2 separate regions of the Homo sapiens genome follow, and region 2 is linked to region 1. Evidence: chromatin contacts called from ENCODE Hi-C or POLR2A ChIA-PET data. All regions are on one chromosome and are shown on one strand. The core of a region is the stretch at or near the end of the contact, and the rest is flanking DNA. Distances in the headings are between cores, read along the strand shown. Region 1 has its middle 40 kb from the start of BCAR3. Region 2 holds the start of BCAR3 (BCAR3 adaptor protein, NSP family member).

Region 1 (3,145 bases), core at 189-2,688:
CAGTCCTCAAGAACAACCTCCCAAGTCTTGTTGTTCCTGAGGCTCCTGTGGCAGAGAAAGACATTTAATAAAGGCATTGAGGGGGTGGAAATCAAACAAACTAAAACCAAGTGGAAAGTCAGAATCCATCCTTAAAGAAATGTGCTCTTCCCAGGAGACTCTCCCAGGGAGCTGGTGGAAAAGACTGGGCCTGAGGACCCTGGAGCGAGGAGTCAATGGAGGATGCTGAAGGTTGAGAGGGGCACAGTGCGCAGCTACAGTCATCAGCAAAAGCAGCTTCCATCGTGGTGTGGAGGGAGCAGCCAGACCATTCCAGCACATCGCTCCTTTGAATGCTGGGTGTCCACGCCCAGATGGCCTTTCCCTAAAGGAATGCAAGCCTGTCACCATGCAGGGTATCTGTTTGCCTCCATGCCAACAGGGCAGCTCGGCCAGAGGACACTGGAGTGTGTGTTTCTATTTCAAATCTCCCTGCAAACCACTTTCCTTGCTAAGATGTGTACCCCTGCTAGGAGCATCAGGTTTCCAGAAGGACCTTATTCCTGGGGCCAAGTCAGTGTTTCAGGGAAAATTGTTTTTTTCCAGCTACACCTCTGGGACTGCCTCTGGAGCTGGGGTCTATTGGTTCCTTTCTTTCTTCCAGGCATTTTGAGGTCTTGCCTGAGAGCTTAGAGGTCTGCCCAAGCCTCTAATCACGGCTGCTTCTTTGTTCTTCAGGCGGTGACCTTTACTGACATCATCTCAACCCCCATCTATTTGAATCTCCCATTCTTTTTTCCTCTTTCTGGGTTAGAGTGAAGGATTTTACTCTCAGGGGCCTAATCCTGTCGCTCTTGTGTGTGACTAATTCCCTCCCCTCCCCCTTGGCTCCTGCAAAGAGGAAGGGGCCTGTTCGCCTGACTAGAGGGTCTGCGGCCCTTGTCAGCAATCAAAGCACAAACATATTCCTCCGGGTGATTTCCTGCCCTGAGAGCCCAGCCCGGAACACAAGCCTCCTCTGTTCCCTCACAGCCCACCAGTCCCTGGGACTGGGACTTAGGCAAGAGGATTTATGATATAGAAAGTAATAAGTCACCCTTCCAACCTGGCAACGTCTCGTGTGAAAGCAAGTTGTATTGTTGTTCAGACAATGGCTCCCAGGAGGAGAAATAGCGTCCCTCAGAGCCCCACAGTCCTCTAGTGGCTGCCTGCGGCTTAGAGTGTGCAGAGGTGACCCAGCGCAGGATGGAGGCCTTAGTATCCCCAGGGCACCCCATGGACCGTGGCGGGTCAGCTGTGGCTATCTGATTTCTGAAGTTAAAAAGCACATAATTATGGTATTGTTTGACTGCCAAGAATTCTGGGTTAATCTCAGTTTTATTTTGACTGCTACCTAAAATAGTAGCCTGTCCCCAAGGACGCAGTAAAGGCCAAGAAGCCAAAAACAGAAAGGCAGGCCTGAGCTCTAGGAGGCCCTCACTCGGGAGTTCTGGAGAGGCTTATGAGTGCATGGGATCCGGTACCGGGAGCCAGGTCACCCCCAGGCCCTCCCTTCCATAGGCCTGTCCTTAGCCACCGGCCATGGCCGCCCCTCCCCCATGGGACCTGGCCGAGACTGTGGAGAGCTGCAGGATGGCCAGTCCCCACACACCCATTGTCTCCCTATGCACTCAGGACAGTCCCTGAGACAGTGTGGAGGTCTGCTTCTGTGATTTGGGGAGACAATAATAATAATAATAGTTGTCATTACTGAGCACTTGTGATGCACCAGCCACTGATCTAAGTGCTCCTGCATATGGTAACTCCTTTAGTCCTCATAGCCAGTAGGCACTCTGGCAATCTCCTAACCTGGCCAGAGCCATATGGCTAGTAGGTGGTGGAAACAGAATTCGGACCTGAGGAACCCTTGCTCCAGAGGCCACCTCCCCTACTTTGTCACATGGCCTCTCAGGAGGTGAGCAGTGGCAGAACTTAAAGGCTCAGAAAGAACAGCTCCCATTGGAATCGGTGAGAGGCATCAGTTCCTAAGTGGAGGCCACGAGAATGGGCTTGGTGAGGGGTCGTTCTCCTTCTTGGAGCACAGATAGAAGATGTGCCTCAAGCATTCTCCACCATACTTAGGTCAGCAAACATTTACCAAGGGTTCCAGTCTGTTCTAGAGGTCTCCTGGCCACTGGGGCCTGTATCTCTAGGAAAAGTTCCGTCGCATTCCCAGGAGAATAACAATACAAAGTCATGTGTGCTTAGAGAGGAATGCTTCCTGCATGCAGTCAGGGAGGGCTTCCCAGGGGAGGGGACATTTGAGTTAGATCCTAAGGGATGCCAGGATTCTTCTGGGTTGACAAAGTAGAGGTGAACTCTCTGGGCAGAGGGGACAACCTGGGCAAACCACTGCTGTATTCCTCCAGGCTCAAGATGTTGTTCTTGAGGATTCTGTTCCCAAGGATTCTGAGCCACTGGGCCCTGGGCTCCAGTCTGCAGGGCATGGCAGGAACTGAGTAACTGTCCCCTCCCAGCTACTACTAATCCCTGCCATGCTGACTTCAGAGGAACCTTTCCTACCCTTCCTTCCTGCCCCACCTAGATGCCACCCTTCCAGTCTGAGGCATCCCTGAACTTCTAAAGTGCCCAGAGCTGCCAATCTAGCCGCTACCAGTGGCCACTATTCCAGCGGTGCTCCCAGGGTCAGCCTCGCCTCAGCCAGAAGCACCTGCGGAGCTGGCTCAGGCTAGCCCTGCTGCCCGACACCCTGATGCACTCCCAACCCTGCTCCACTCCAGCCACCTCCTGCCCTGCTAATGGCAGGGCAGGCAGACACCATGAGAGCGCAGGGCCTGGGAGTTCCGGCAGCTTCTTCATTCTTCTCCCCTCCCCACAAGTGAGAAAAAGACACAAGGAAGGCCAAAGGGCCAGGCCCTCAGGCCCAGGGTGTGTAGGGGCGGGTGGGTCTGTGTTCCTCTGGCTCCGGGGAGCATCCTCCTCCTTTCTACCTTTTGTTTGTAGTTGTTCATTTATTTTAATAAAAGTGATTCTGAGTTTTTATTAGGAAAAAACAAACACACAAGGAACAAAGGCAGTAGGAGTTTTAAGTCTTGGCCTGTGGAGGAGGCAGTCGCAGCACCGGAGCATCGACCCAACTTCGGGTCTCCATCAGGCGCTGTGGTCT
Region 2 (3,145 bases), core at 240-2,739, 40 kb after region 1:
TTTAGTCATTCTGGGTGGTATGAAGTTAGATCACATTGAAATATCAATTTGCATTTTTGGGATGGTTAATAAATTGAGATATTTTCCATATGTTTATTGGCTTTTTTGAGAAATGCCTGTTTGTCCTCTCTTGAGGACAGTTGAAATATTCTGCCTGTTTTTAATTGGATTTTCTGCCTTATTCTGGCTGATCCGTAGGTGTTCTTTATATATCTGTAAACAAACCTTTTTTGGATGTATGTGTTGCAATTATGTTTTCTCACTCTGCGGTTTGCCTTTTCACTCGTGGTGTCTTTTCATGAACAGAAGCTCTTAATTTTAATCTTGTCCAATGATGAGTTTTTTTTCTTTATATTAGTACTACATGTGTTTAAGACATCGTCTTTGTCTACCCCAAGGTAATGAAGATTTTTTTGGACATTTTCTTTGGATCGTGTTATTGGTTTACTTTTTACCTTTAAAATCCATCTGGAGGCCGGGCGCGGTGGCTCACACCTGTAATCCCAGCACTTTGGGAGGCCGAGGTGGGTGGATCACCTGAGGTCAGGAGTTCGAGACCAGCCTGACCAAAATGGTGAACCCGTCTCTACTAAAAATACAAAAATTAGCCGGGCATAGTGGCGTGCGCCTGTAATCCCAGCTACTTGGGAAGCTGAGGCAAGATAATTGCTTGAACCCGGGAGGCGGAGGTTGCAGTGAGCCAAGATCATGCCGTTGCACAACAGCTTGGGCAACAAGACCGAAACTCTGTCTCGAAAAGAAAAATTCCATCTGGAATTGACTGGGGATGGGGGGATTCAGTTGATCCAGCATCATTTACTGGAAAGAGAGAGCTAATCTGACCCCCAATACAGCACAGCAGCACCTGACATAAATCAAGTGACCACATATTGTAAATCTGTTTTTGGACTTTATTCCATTGGTCAGTTTGTCTATCCTTCTACTATTTCTATGACTTTATAATGGATCTTGATATAAGATAGTGTTAAGTCTTTTCCAGTGGGCTCCAATTTTTCACCCCACCAAATCATCTAGTGCTGAAGTGCCACCGCCAACTCGCACTTTGCTTTCAATACGTCCATACGAGTGCAATTGATTTGCCTGTTCCCGTGGATGGTTCATTTGTGGTTACCTGGGGCTTTGTCTCATCAAAGCCCTTCACATTGAAAGCCAGCCAGGTGTCTGCAGACGAGCAAAGCAGATCTGTTGGGTAATTAAATAACGCGGGGAAGGGGAAGGAGTGGATTCGACGAGGCTGTCTCTGGAGAGAGCTTCAGAAAGGAAGTGATCGAGCTATACTTGAGGACTGGCTCCTTGGGGAGATACGAAGAGAGCCAAACTCTAAAATCCGGGCAGAGGAGGGCCTGGCTAGGTCACCGAATGTAAATGTCTCGGGGGGTTCCGCAAGGCAGCGCGAATCGGCTCGCCGGGGTGGGGCCGCGGAGCCGCAAATCACCAGTTGAGGGCCGGAGTGCGCGCCGCCGGCTCAGAGCTGCGCCTGCTGCTGGCCGGGCGGGGGACGGGGCCGGGACCGGAGCCGGAGCTGCGGGGCGCACCGGCTAGACGCGCGCGGGATTCTCGGCGGGCACGCCCCGCGGACCATGAGCGTCCCCAGCTCCGGGAGCAGCCGCGGCGCGGGCGGTGCGAGGCCGGCCGCGCGGCGCCTTTGAGCCCCAGCCGGAGGTCCAGAGATCCTGAGAGCCCGAGCGCCCAGCGCCGCGCCGGGAGGTGAGTCTCCGCCGCGCGCCCAGCGTCCTCGGGGTGCTGTTCCTCCCGGGGCGCCTGGGCCTCCCCCACCCCGGTGAGGACACGCTAGGAAGTTTGTTGGACAAAGTTAGGCTCTGGGGAAAGTAGAGCCGGCGTTTGTTGGTCCCTACCCACCCCCGCCAGCGGATTTGGCGTTGGGGGCGGGGGTGACTGAAGTGGGGCTGGGGCTTGCGCTCTCCAGGCCCTCCGAGCGCGCTGGGACTCCCCGAGACGTGGCCCACGGCGGGGAGCGCTCAGCGATTGGCGGCCAGGCATCTTGCTCGGTGGCACTCGAGCGGCATCTTCCCGGGCGCTGGCCTCGCCCGACCCCCTGCCCGTCGGAGCTGCTCTGCCGGCCACCCCGCCCTGTCCCGCCCGTCCCCTCTTCGCAGAAGCCGGCCGGGGTCGGGCAGATGCGAGGGCCCAGAGCGCTCTGGTGGAAGCCCAAGGCTCCGAGGAGGCGAGTTTCTCCGGTAATCTCTTGGGAAGTTTGCAAAGAAAGCGAAGGAGCCTGCCCTGTAACTGTTGACAACATCTCCCTCCCTCTCTCCCTTTGTTGAGAAAGAATGAATAGTTGGTTGTGTTGCTCCCTCTGCGTCGCGGTGGGGAGAGGCGAGGGAAGGCAAAGGAAGGGAGGGACGGTGGGAAGGAGGTTCCGATAGATCGTACAGCCCAACTGTCCTTACCCACTTAGGCCGCTGAGGGCGCCGCCGCTTTAAAACGGTGTAATCAGGTGTAGACACTCGTCGAGGAGGAGGTTGAGCGGACTCCGAAGCATCTGGCAAGGCGGCGTGTTCCGTGGGGCGGCGGGTCGGGTCATGGTTGGGGTTAACTCGCTTGAAGCAAGGTGCAAAGGAGAAAAACCATTTTCCTAACCTCATATCTGTTTTCGCTTAAAGCTGTTAGCTGAGATGGAAAGTAGAGCCGTGCATTCAGATTGTTTTAAACCTTGACTTTATCTCCCAAGGCTACACAGACCTCCCCAAGGAAAGTACGCTGGCCGAGGGAAGGTCATTTTGGGAGCTGATAGCCTCCCTTGTGTTGCCTGGGACTGAGTTGAGATCCTGGAGGCTGGGAGAGGCCTCAGTGCTGGGGGTGGGGCCCAGCTCAACACAGGTCCAAGTGGGAAGGGGCTACCCGGGTAACAATGGGAAGCCCACAGGCAAAGCGCTTGTCTGCGGGCGTGCCAGGGGGTATTGAGGATAACGTAAAGACCTTGCCAAGCCAGGGGATCCCACACCACTCCAACTCCAACTTTCTCTAAAGTGCTGCTGAGAAGGCTGGCATTTCCAGGATGACTAACCAAGGTCTAAATCTCCTGTTCATATAGGCAGAACTGCTTGTCAAATGGATGCTAATCTTAAGAACCTTATCGGGTAAATCCTGTACTGTGTTGCTT

Evidence for each region. Hi-C counts contacts between places; a loop is a spot of excess contacts on that map. ChIA-PET counts read pairs that join two places held with the same protein, here RNA polymerase II (POLR2A). Pooled maps may share reads with other maps.
Region 2: a loop to region 1 is called in a map of heart left ventricle, with 6 times the contacts of the local background. The contact joins the promoter of BCAR3 here to the enhancer-like site in region 1. A Hi-C loop is called at or near these places in 23 of 168 maps with a recorded cell type or tissue (B cell, CD14-positive monocyte, HCT116 and 14 more), 30 of 37 single-sample maps with no recorded cell type and 26 of 50 pooled maps. POLR2A ChIA-PET finds 5 or more read pairs at or near these places in 17 of 52 experiments (AG04449, AG04450, B cell and 13 more).

The regions. Positions count from the first base shown.
Region 1 is chr1:93,720,549-93,723,693 of GRCh38, reverse strand. It overlaps a transcript of BCAR3 not described here. Among named protein-coding and RNA genes, the nearest start is that of BCAR3, 40 kb to the right of the region's middle. Within about 2 kb of position 1,438, at least 8 of the 41 ENCODE cell types and tissues checked have a DNase peak (open chromatin) inside an H3K27ac peak, as active enhancers do; they include PC-3, PC-9, ascending aorta and 3 more, where a contact is called at or near this core.
Region 2 is chr1:93,680,181-93,683,325 of GRCh38, reverse strand. It overlaps BCAR3 (BCAR3 adaptor protein, NSP family member), which reads left to right and starts at 1,489. Exons shown (of 12, transcript NM_003567.4): 1 at 1,489-1,728. RefSeq lists a silencer at 1,467-1,746.